Linked DNA regions of Homo sapiens: region 2 is linked to region 1. The links are chromatin loops, found by intact Hi-C in ENCODE. Cell type or tissue: Caco-2. All regions are shown on one strand. Region 1 holds the start of GATA5 (GATA binding protein 5). Region 2 has its middle 19 kb from the start of MIR133A2.

Region 1 (5,000 bases):
TCCTTATCCTCCTGAACAATGAGACTGTTTTCTTTCCCTTGATAAGTATGTCTGAGTTAAGGGTTCCCAAGCTGGGGGCGGGCAGGATGGGGGTTATGTGGGCACTGCTAGGAAAATGACAGCAGGAAACGAAACCCAGAGCCTGATGGTTTGAGCCTTCCTCCCCCAACCCCAATGCCAGCCCCCCCAACACCTGCCCCCTCTCACCCCAGCCCCACCCAAACACCTGCCCCCTCTCACCCCAGCCACCCCCCAACACCTGCCCCCTCTCACCCCAGCCACCCCCCAACACCTGCCCCCTCTCAGCCCAGCCGCACCCCAGGCCACTCAGGCCCCCAGAAGCCCCTCACAGCCCAGGACTCATGGAACTTAACTCTGTATGGTCACCAGGGGGTTAACATGCCCACCCTCTTATCTCACTGGGGGTGGGGTCCCCGCCTTAGAGGTGTGTCTTCCCAGGCCAGCCATGGCAGGTCCCTGGGTCCCAGTGAACCAGGGAAGCCTTCAGGAGAGAGGGGTCACCCATGGCAGGGCCAGAAATTCCTTCCTGGTCTTTGTCACTTCCCCTGGCTCCCCGGCTCTCAGGGCCCTGGGCACACAGCTCAGAGCCTCCATCCCTGCACTGGGTTTTATCTCAGACAGCATTAGCCCAATGCCTGCTGCATGCCCATCCCGGGTCAGACGCCCTTAGTACCCAGTCCCACTAATGCCTCCCCAAAGCCACCGTGAGAGGCAGGCACTATCATCACCCCCACCTTACAGAAGAAGCAGCTCACCCAAGGCCACACAGCCCGGAGATGCCAACGCTGAGTCCCAAAGTTCTGACTGTGCCCGCTCGATGCCCTGACCCGCTGTTCCTGAAGCTGTTCTCCTGACTCAGCTTCTGCTAAGGTGACAAGACGGAGGCACACAGCCATCTGACCACACCGCACAATGAGGCACCAGGAAGGGGAGAGCAACGTAGGGGAAGGGACAGGAAGGGACCTGCAAGACGGGCCTTGAAGGATGTGTAGGAGTTTGGCAAGAAGAGAAGAGGGCAAAGGGCCCATTCAGGAAGCAGCATGGGCGGGGTCCAGGGGAGAAGAGGGCTTGCTGCTGGGTGGGGTAGCCTGGTGGACTGGGTCACCTGGCTCAGGGGCCACCTCCTTCCTGAGGGGCCCAGAGCACCGGGAGTGGAGAGCTGCACGGAAGCATGGTTCGTGGGGATCGAGGACGTCGGGGGCACCTGGGTTTTGAGGTTTGAGCCGAGACTCCTCACTTTTTGGCTCAAGTAGAAACAGGTCTGAGAGGGGGTCCAGATACTGTCACAGACAACCCCCACGGATGGGTGCCCACCCCCACCAGTCACTGTGGAGGCAGCTGGATCCACGTGGAAAACACGCCACCAGTGGCTTCTGCTGCTGCTGCAGAGCAGGTGAGCTTGTGACTCGCCTAGCAGGGCACCAAGTGACCAGAACAGCCCCGGACCCCCAGCCCTGTCCTGCCTTGTGTGGGGCGCCGCCTCGGAGGAGCCTTCGAAGGGTAAATTTTCCCTTCCCCGCCCTTCATGGAGGCCCAGGGTTTAATACAAATGTCCATTGTAGATATTTATTAACTCAAGAAAGCAACCAACCACTATCACTCAGAGACTCCCTTCTTTGTTTTAATTGGCTTGTTTAATTGCTAGCTGTGTGGCCTGGGGCAGGTTAGCTCACCTCTCTGCGCTCCATTTCTCCATCTGTATATAGGAATGATAATGTGATCTGTTGCATAAGACTGATGTGAGGACTAAATGGAAATGTCAGGACAAAGCACAGCACCCGGGCAATGTTGGTGTTTCCTATTCAAGAACTTTACAGATTTTATTGCAAGTAAAAAGCACGAATCCCTCCCCGATTCGTCCTGCAGGGTCCCAGGTTTGCTGTGGTTCTTTTCTTGTTCTCTAGACTTTTCTTGGGGTTAGCGGTGGCTCAGCCCCCAGCAGGTCACAAGTGTCCCTTTTTACTTCTCTTCGTTCTTGGTGCTCATGAGGGCTCGGTAACCCGGGCTTTGAGGGCAGAGGGGTCAGAGCTTGGGTCCAACCAGCTTTGCTGCGCTAGAGCCCTCTGCAGCCGCTTGGACTGCACTGCGCCCTCTCGCCCGCACCGAGGCCCCGGCACCTCTCCACCCCTTCGTGGAGTGCACTGCCATCCACAGACAAAGTCTGCACGTGTGGGGTCAAAGAGAGACCCTCGCGGAGACCCAGAGTGCCGGGAGAGCAGAAGGCAGGGGAGTCCACACAGGGCAAGCAGCAACCAGGCTTCTGAGGACAGGAAAGGAGGGAGCATCTGGTGGGAAGCTGGCGAGGAGGGGCTGGGAGCTGGTAAAGGGGTAACGGAAGGTCGCCTAGCTCCCTACCCCAATGGCAGCCGACCCCCACCCCAGCCTGCCGCGCTGCACCCTCTCCTGCACAGGCCTGAACCTGCTGCGGAACCGTCTGTGGGGTCCCAAGTCCACCACAGACCAGGGGCTTCAGCCTGCTGCCTTCCCAGACGCAGGGACCCTGGACGCCTCCACAAGCACCCTGAATCCTTATCTGCTGTGGGCGAAGAGGAAAGGCCAGGAATAAGGGCGCATGTGGGGCACCCCAGCTCTTCCCAGACGGACAGCGCCGGCTGTCCAGACCCCCGTGGGGGGGATCCAGTGACACCCACCCCGACGGCCCCACATCGCCGCCTTCCTGCCTTCCCAGGTCTTCACCCTTCACCAGCGTCCTCTCCGAGCCCTGACTGACAGGAGTTGAGGGCCCGTTTCTGCAAGGAAGAACTTTCATGCGGTGGCTCCCGCCTGTAATCCCAGCACTTTGGGAGGCTGAGGCGGGCGGATCATCTGAGGTCAGGAGCTCGATGAGACCAGCCTGACCAACATGGTGAAACCCCGTCTCTACTAAAAATACAAAAATTAGCCGGGTGTGGTGGCGGGTGCCTGTAGTCCTAGCTACTCAGGAAGCTGAGGCAGGAGAATCGCTTGAACCTGGGAGGCGGTGAGCTGAGATCGCGCCGCTGCACTCCAGCCTGGGAGACAGAGCGAGACTCCGCAAAAGGAAGGAAGGGAGGGAGGGAGGGAGGGAGGGAGGGAGGGAGGAAAGAAAGAAAGAAAGAAAGAAAGAAAGAAAGAAAGAAAGAAAGAAAGAAAGGAAGGAAGGAAGGAAGGAAGGAAGGAAGGAAGAAAGAAAAAAGAACTTTCATGGCCACCACGCCTGGGTCCACCCGGTGTGCTCCGAGAAAGAAAGAAAGAAAGAAAGAAAGAAAAGAAAGAAAGAAAGAAAGAAAGAAAGAAAGAAAGAAAGAAGGAAGGAAGGAAGGAAGGAAGGAAGGAAGGAAGGAAGGAAAGAAAGAAAGAAAGAAAGAAAGGAAGGAAGAAAGAAAAAAGAACTTTCATGGCCGCCAAGCCTGGGTCCACCCGGTGTGCTCCGAGAAAGAAAAAAGAAAGAAAGAAAGAAAAGAAAGAAAGAAAGAAAGAAAGAAAGAAAGAAAGAAAGAAAGAAAGAAAGAAAGAAAGAAAAAAAGAAAAAAAGAACTTTCATGGCCGCCAAGCCTGGGTCCACCCGGTGTGCTCCGAGCCCGCCGTTCCGTTTCCCGCAACCTGCGGAGCTGCTCCGCGGCAGCGGCGCCTCCATGCAGCCCTCACCGGGAGTGCGAGCGGGACACGGTTCCCTGACCTGGGTCGCCTCCTACCCACACGCATTTCTGGCGCCTGGAGGAAACTCTTCCCGAGTCCCCGAGAGCCGGCTGAGAGCCCCACCGGGGTTGGGGCCTTCGAGCCTGGCACCCAGATCGGGCCTTAGAGGCTGGACCCTGCCCACCTCCCACTGGGACCCCGAGCCTTGTGGCCCCGCTTGCTCAGAAACCGAGGAAATCGCGGGGCTCCCGCCAGTGCACCCCGTCCCAGTCCAGCGACCCGAGCCGGCCGTCCCTATGGAAGCCGGTTCCCTGCACCGAGCCCCGGGTGCGGCCACGCAACGAGGGGGCCCACGGGGTTCCACCGCCGCGTGTCCATCGGTGAGCGGGGCCGGGATCACCGACTCAGCCACCAGACACGGAGCCCGTCTTTAGGCCAGCCTTCGGCGGGGGCCGGGGCAGGGAGGCAGAGGGCTCGGGACTCGCACAAACTTGGAGAAGTCTCTGCGCCCGACTCCCCGGGGCCCACGAAGCCCTCGGCCCGCCCGTCTAGCTGCACTGGTCCGGGCTCCGCGCTGGCCGCCCCGTGTCGTGCGTCCTTGTCGCCAAGCCCCGCGAGCAGGGCCTGCCAGGGTCACGTGGCTCTACGGCCGGAGCCCCAGCGCTGACCCTGCGGGGAAGAAGGGGCGGGCGCGGGGAGGGAAGGGGCGGCGCGGCGGGGGCGGGCCGGGGCGGCGCGGAGGGGGCTGCGGAGCCTCAGCGGCCCGGGCTTCCAGTCTTCGGCCCGCCGGTCGCCGACCCACCGCCACCGCCGTGCCCTGCCGCCCTCCCTGCCCGCTGGTGAGTGCTCCAGCCCGGGCTGCAGCCGCGCGCCCCTCCCCACCCGGCCCCTCCCAGCGCGGCGGGGCCCCGCTCTCCAGGCCCTGCGTCCTGCGGCCGCGCCAGGCCCGTCCTTCCCAGGCCCCCACCGAGCTCACCCCGGGGACCTCCGAAGCCCGGTCGGGGAGGAGGTGGGCTCGGCGTTGTGACTGCCCCGGGGATGACGCGCTGGCCTCTCCCATCCCCGCGGTTCCTCTCCCTCGGGTTCGGGGACCCGCCCCGCGAACGTCCCGGGCTGGGGACTGGGAAGCGCTGCCCGAAGCGGCGGCACCTGCCCGGCATAAGCTCGGGCGCTGGCGGAGGGCGCAGAGCTCCCGTGACCTCCACACCTGTCCCTCTTCCCTGCAGGTCAAGACCACGCCTGGGAGGATGTACCAGAGCCTGGCGCTGGCCGCGAGCCCCCGCCAGGCCGCCTACGCCGACTCGGGCTCCTTCCTGCACGCTCCGGGCGCCGGCTCTCCGATGTTTGTGCCGCCGGCGCGC
Region 2 (5,000 bases), 110 kb before region 1:
TCCTGGAAGCACAGGGGATTCAAGGTGTCCTCACTCGTAGTTCCAGAGCCCACAGCAACACAGGACATGCAGGCTGCAACTGTGAATTGTGTGTGAATTGCTTTCCTGAAAGAGGCCCTTCTGCAAAGCTGCCAGACCCGGGGGTGGGTCGGACCCGGGGCCCTGCGAGGCTCGGCCACCTCTCTGCCTGGGTCTGAGCTTGACCAGGCGGGTGTCAGTGGAACGTGCCTTTGCAGAGCGGCGCTCCAGGGCTCAGTGCACCACACTGGCTCTGCCGTCCCTATTCCATAGAGGAGAAAAATGAGGTCCCGAGAGGAGCAGCAGCTTGCCAGGGTCACATGCTGGAAATGAAGCCAGGCCTAGCCCCGTCCCCCCGCGCGTGTCCGGCTGAGCTTCCTGAGGAGCAGTGGCCACATCCACACTGCACCAAACCCTCCTGCAGCCGGTTCTCACCGGAGAGACAGTCCCCATGTCAGGGCGGGTGAGCAGCCACCCGCAGAGTGTGTGTGTGTGTGTGCACGCGTGGGGGATGTGTGTGTGTGTCATGTGAGGGACGTGTGTGGGTGTGTGTGTCACGTGAGGGATGTGTGTGTGTCATATAAAGTGTGTGTCACGTGAGGGATGTGTGTGTGTGTTATGTGAGGGATGTGTGTGTGTCATATAACGTGTGTGTGTGTTATGTGAGGGGTGTGTGTGTGTTATGTGAGGGATGTGTGTGTCACATGAGGGATGTGTATGTGTCACGTGAGGGATGTGTGTGTCACGTGAGGGGTGTGTGTGTCATATAACGTGTGTGTGTCACGTGAGGGGTGTGTGTGTCATATAACGTGTGTGTGTGTTATGTGAGGGATGTGTGTGTGTCACGTGAGGGATGTGTGTGTGTGTCATGAGGGACATGTGTGGGTGTGGGTGTGTCACATGAGGGATGTGTGTGTGTGTCATGTGAGGGATGTGTGTGTGTCACATAAGGGATGTGTGTGGGTGTGTGTGTCACATGAGGGATGTGTGTGGGTGTGTGTGGGTGCATGAAGGATGTCATCCCTGTTCCGTGGCCCAGACATGCCTCACCTCACGCAGCCCTGTGCTCCGGGAAGGTGGGTCTGGTCCCGTGGCCCTAGCTGGCACTCCTCTGTCCCCTCCCATCTTGGGGTTTAATCGCCTCCAACTGTCCAGGTCCAGCTGAGGAGCCGCCTCTCCCAGGGCCATTCCTGATCCCCAGGGACCACTCCCCTCTGACCTCCCTGAGCACACATCTTTGTTGGAGGCATTTGTCACCCTGTCATCTGGAGACAGTGACTTCCTCTCATGAGAAGGGGAGCTCCTCGAGGGCAAGGCCTCTCTGTCCATGCGCCCCGGGAGCTGTCTCACGCTGGACCCAGCACGCGGTGGGGGCTTGGTAAGAATGGACTGACCCGGGTCTCTGAATGAGTGAAATTTAAATGTCTGCCTTGTGAGTTGGGTTTTGAGTGTGGGGCTCCGGTTCACATCCCTGTTGGGTTAGCCCAGGGCAAAGCGAGGGTCACCCCCCAGGATCAGCTCCACGCTTGCCCTGAACACAAGAGCCACTGGTGTTCGGGAGAACACACTGTACCCCAGAGGGCACCCAAGTCCCAGGCAGCCAGCAGTTCTGGGGACAGCCTGGAAGGAATTCCCCTGCTCAAAGCTCCTTTCCATCATTTGGGCCTCATTTTACATGTTCCTTCCTCCAGGAAGTCCTCCCTGACCACCCACCAAACCAGGTAAGCAGCAAGTTACTTCTCCCCTCAAACTCAAAGCTGTCTCCGGCTTTCCAAGCCCCAGTTTCCTTGGGTCCCTCATGGCCAAGAAGCACAACATGAGATGTTCCCCATCGTGCCCCAACACTCGTGTGGACAGTCCAGGGTTGAGCTGACCTCTGCTGAACTGTGCGCGCTGGGGCAGGTGCTGCGCCTGAGCTGTGCGTGCCGGGGCAGGTGCTGGGTCTCCCGAAGCCTTGGGTTCCTGCCGTGTCTGAAGCTCACGATGCTGGGTCTTGGGCTTCCTTGCCAAATTGGACAGAAAATCTGTCCTAATTATTGGGAATAATAAGGCCCTTGGAATCTCTTTGCTGTGGAACTTGAAAGACCATCCCCCCCCACCCCCGCACCCATTGCCACGAGGGTGATGGTCACTTTATGTGTCCACTCGGCTGCACCACGGTGCCCAGCTGTTGGCCACACACCTGCCTCGGTGCTGCTGTGCAGGTGTTTTCTGGCAGGATGAACACTTAGCTCAGCAGGTTTTGAGGTAGGAAAGTGACGCTCCACCATGGGGGTGGGCCTCGTCCCAGCAGCTGAGGCCTTGAGAGCAAAGACCGAGGTTTCTGGAAGAAAACGGGATTCTCCTCCACAAGATGGCAATGTGGAAGCCGTGCTGAGTTCCCAGCCTGCCGCCCTGCGGAATTTGGACTCAGATGGCAGCATCAGCTTCCCTGGACTTCCAGCCAGCTGGCCTGCCCTGCAATTGCCAGTCCCCACAATCATGTGAGCCAATTCATTAAAACCAATCTCTCTTATTCTTGATAGATAGAAAGAAAGAGAGAGAGAGAGAGAAAGAAGAAAGAAAGAAAGAGAGGAAGGAAGGAAAAGAAAGATAGAAAGAAAGAGAAGGAAAGAGAGAGAGGAAAGAAAGAAAGAAGAAAGAAAGAAAGAAAGAAAGAAAGAAAGAAAGAAAGAAAGAAAGAAAGAAAGAAAGAAAGAAAGAAGATGGATAGCTAGCTAGCTAGCTGGATAGATGGATGGATGGATAGATAGATGAATAGATGGATAGATAGATGGACAGATACATAGATGGATGGATGGATGGATAGATGAATAGATGGATGGATGGATGGATAGACAGATGGATAGATGGATAGATACATAGATGGATGGATGGATACATAGAATCAATAGATTGATTCATAAAGACAGAGAGAGGTGGACATGGATCCTACTGGTTCTGTTTCTCTGGGGAGCCCTGACTGACGTGGCTGGTCCCCCACACTGACAAGTAGACTGGCTGTTCGGTCAGGATTGGATGTGGCAGGGTTTGGTGCAATGTGGATGTGGCTGGCTCCTTAGGAAGCTCAGCCAGACATGCACAGGGGGGTGGGGCTGGGCCTGGCACCATTTCCAGTATGTGACCCAGGCAAATTCCTTCTCTCAAACTCAAAGCCATCTCTGGCTTCCCAAGCCCCAGTTTCCGTGGGTCCCTCATGGCTGAGAAACACAACATGAATTCAGAGGGAAGAGAAGAGCTGAGAACTGGCTCAGAGGCAGAGGCCACCCCCCAGCCTCTCGTGTTCCACCCTGTCCTCAGCGATGGGGACACAGAGGCCAGAGAGGCCCCTGCCTTCTTCAAGGTCATGGCTTGGAACAATGAGCAGTTCCAAAATTCACATATGTCCTTCTCCAGGCTCCCCAGCTGCCCTTCAGAGTGCTGGATTTCTCCACCTTTCCACCGTCTTCACCGCCTTCCACTGCCTTTCCACTGCCTTTCACCCCACAGTCTCTCCCGTCGGGGCTCCTTCCTCTCCGTCCCTCCGAGGGTCCGCTGCCCTTCCGCGGGATGGGATGGATCCTTCCAGCCCGGGGGCGGCAAAAGGTGCAGGTGGGGGCGGGGCGCGGGGGCGGGGCGGGGGCTACAATTTGTTAGGCTCCATGTGACTGTGTGCTGAGCTCCTCTAAGAGGCCTGGGGGCTGGGCAGTGACTGGCGTGTGCCCCGGAGTGCGGGGGCAGGGGGCTTGCCTCTCACTCCACGCCCAAGTTCCTGGGTGAATGCGTTCTGGGCAGCCTGGGTTTGTGGGTCTGAATCACAGAACTTCAGATCACACCTAGGCTGGAGGCCAACCCCGGCTGCAGACTCGGGGGAACGTCCTGAGCGCTTTCTTTTTAAACAGCTTTGACATGTGCAGCAAATAAGAGTTGAGTGAGGGATCCGCAGTGCCCTTGTGACGTCCTCCTGGAGAAGGGGCATTCACCACCCTCGCGGGCTGGGTTCCTGGCCACGCCTGCCCACCTGCCGGCCCGCCTGGGGCAGCTCTGGCAAACCCGGGGTGACCTGGGGGGGCGTGGAGGAGTGGCCCGATTTCTCCCGACCTGGGATCTGTACCTCCTCGCCTGAGACTTTCTTTCCAAAATTTCTAAATAAGAGCAGCCCTCACAGCTAGTTTCACATTCCCACCATCAAGAAAAGTGTGGAATAAAACTAAACCTACTGACTCCTCCTGTCCCCACCCCCAAATAGCCTCATTCAGCAGTTTCTCCGAAGCCTTCAGAGCAGTTTTCATTCAAACTTGCATGTAATTGTTGCTGCTTTAAAGAGAATCGCCCACAGCACGTAACACACAGCCTCTGGGTGCACGCAGGCCCAGGGGACGCTCGCAGGCCCGGCATGGGGTGGGGGGCATGCAAGCCCGGGGGGTGCCCGCAGGCCGGGTGCGGGGGGGCGGTGGCGCACGCAGGCTCAGGGGACGCACACAGGCTGGGTGGTGGTGGTGGGGGGTGATGCACGCAGGCCCGGTGTGAGGTGGGGGGACCTGGCGTGGGGTGGGGGAGTACGCAAGCCCAGGGGGTGCGCGCAGGCTGGGGGGGTGCATGCAGTCCCAGCGTGGGGTGGGGGGCATGCAAGCCTGGAGGGTGCATGCAGGTCCAGCATGAGGTGGGGAGCATGCAAGCCTGGGGGGGTGCGCGCAGGCTGGGGGGGTGCATGCAGTCCCAGCATGGGGTGGGGGGCATGCAACCCCAAGGGGTTGCACGCAGACCCTCCGCAAGCGCTGCAGCTACTGCTGTCCCTGGTGTGGCTGTGCCAAGATTTACTCACCGGGTCCCCACTGTCATTGCGGACACCAGCCGAGGGAGCCTCCTCAGCCCAGGAGCTCCCTCCTAGGGATGCGTCCAGGCAGGGAGGGCATGCCCGTGAGGGGGAGGCAGCTGGGCCTGGGCATCCACAGGCCTCAGGGTCAGGGGTTGAGGAGGGACTAGGCTTCCCTGTCAGCCCC

What was found. Hi-C counts contacts between places; a loop is a spot of excess contacts. Peaks named below come from ENCODE experiments on the same cell type or tissue, not always from the same donor. Only the 100,000 strongest peaks of a DNase experiment are listed, where the experiment ranks them.
Region 2: a loop joins it to region 1, with 10 times the contacts of the local background. A loop is called at or near these places in 1 of 110 quality-filtered maps.

The regions. Positions count from the first base shown.
Region 1 is chr20:62,475,408-62,480,407 of GRCh38, reverse strand. GATA5 (GATA binding protein 5) reads left to right here and starts at 4,413. Exons shown (of 7, transcript NM_080473.5): 1 at 4,413-4,478; 2 at 4,866-5,000. The coding sequence starts at 4,887. In Caco-2, a CTCF peak has its summit at 2,096; DNase peaks (open chromatin) are centred at 443 and 2,086.
Region 2 is chr20:62,581,016-62,586,015 of GRCh38, reverse strand. No RefSeq gene overlaps it. Among named protein-coding and RNA genes, the nearest start is that of MIR133A2, 19 kb to the right of the region's middle. In Caco-2, a CTCF peak has its summit at 2,392 (motif pointing right); a DNase peak (open chromatin) is centred at 2,388.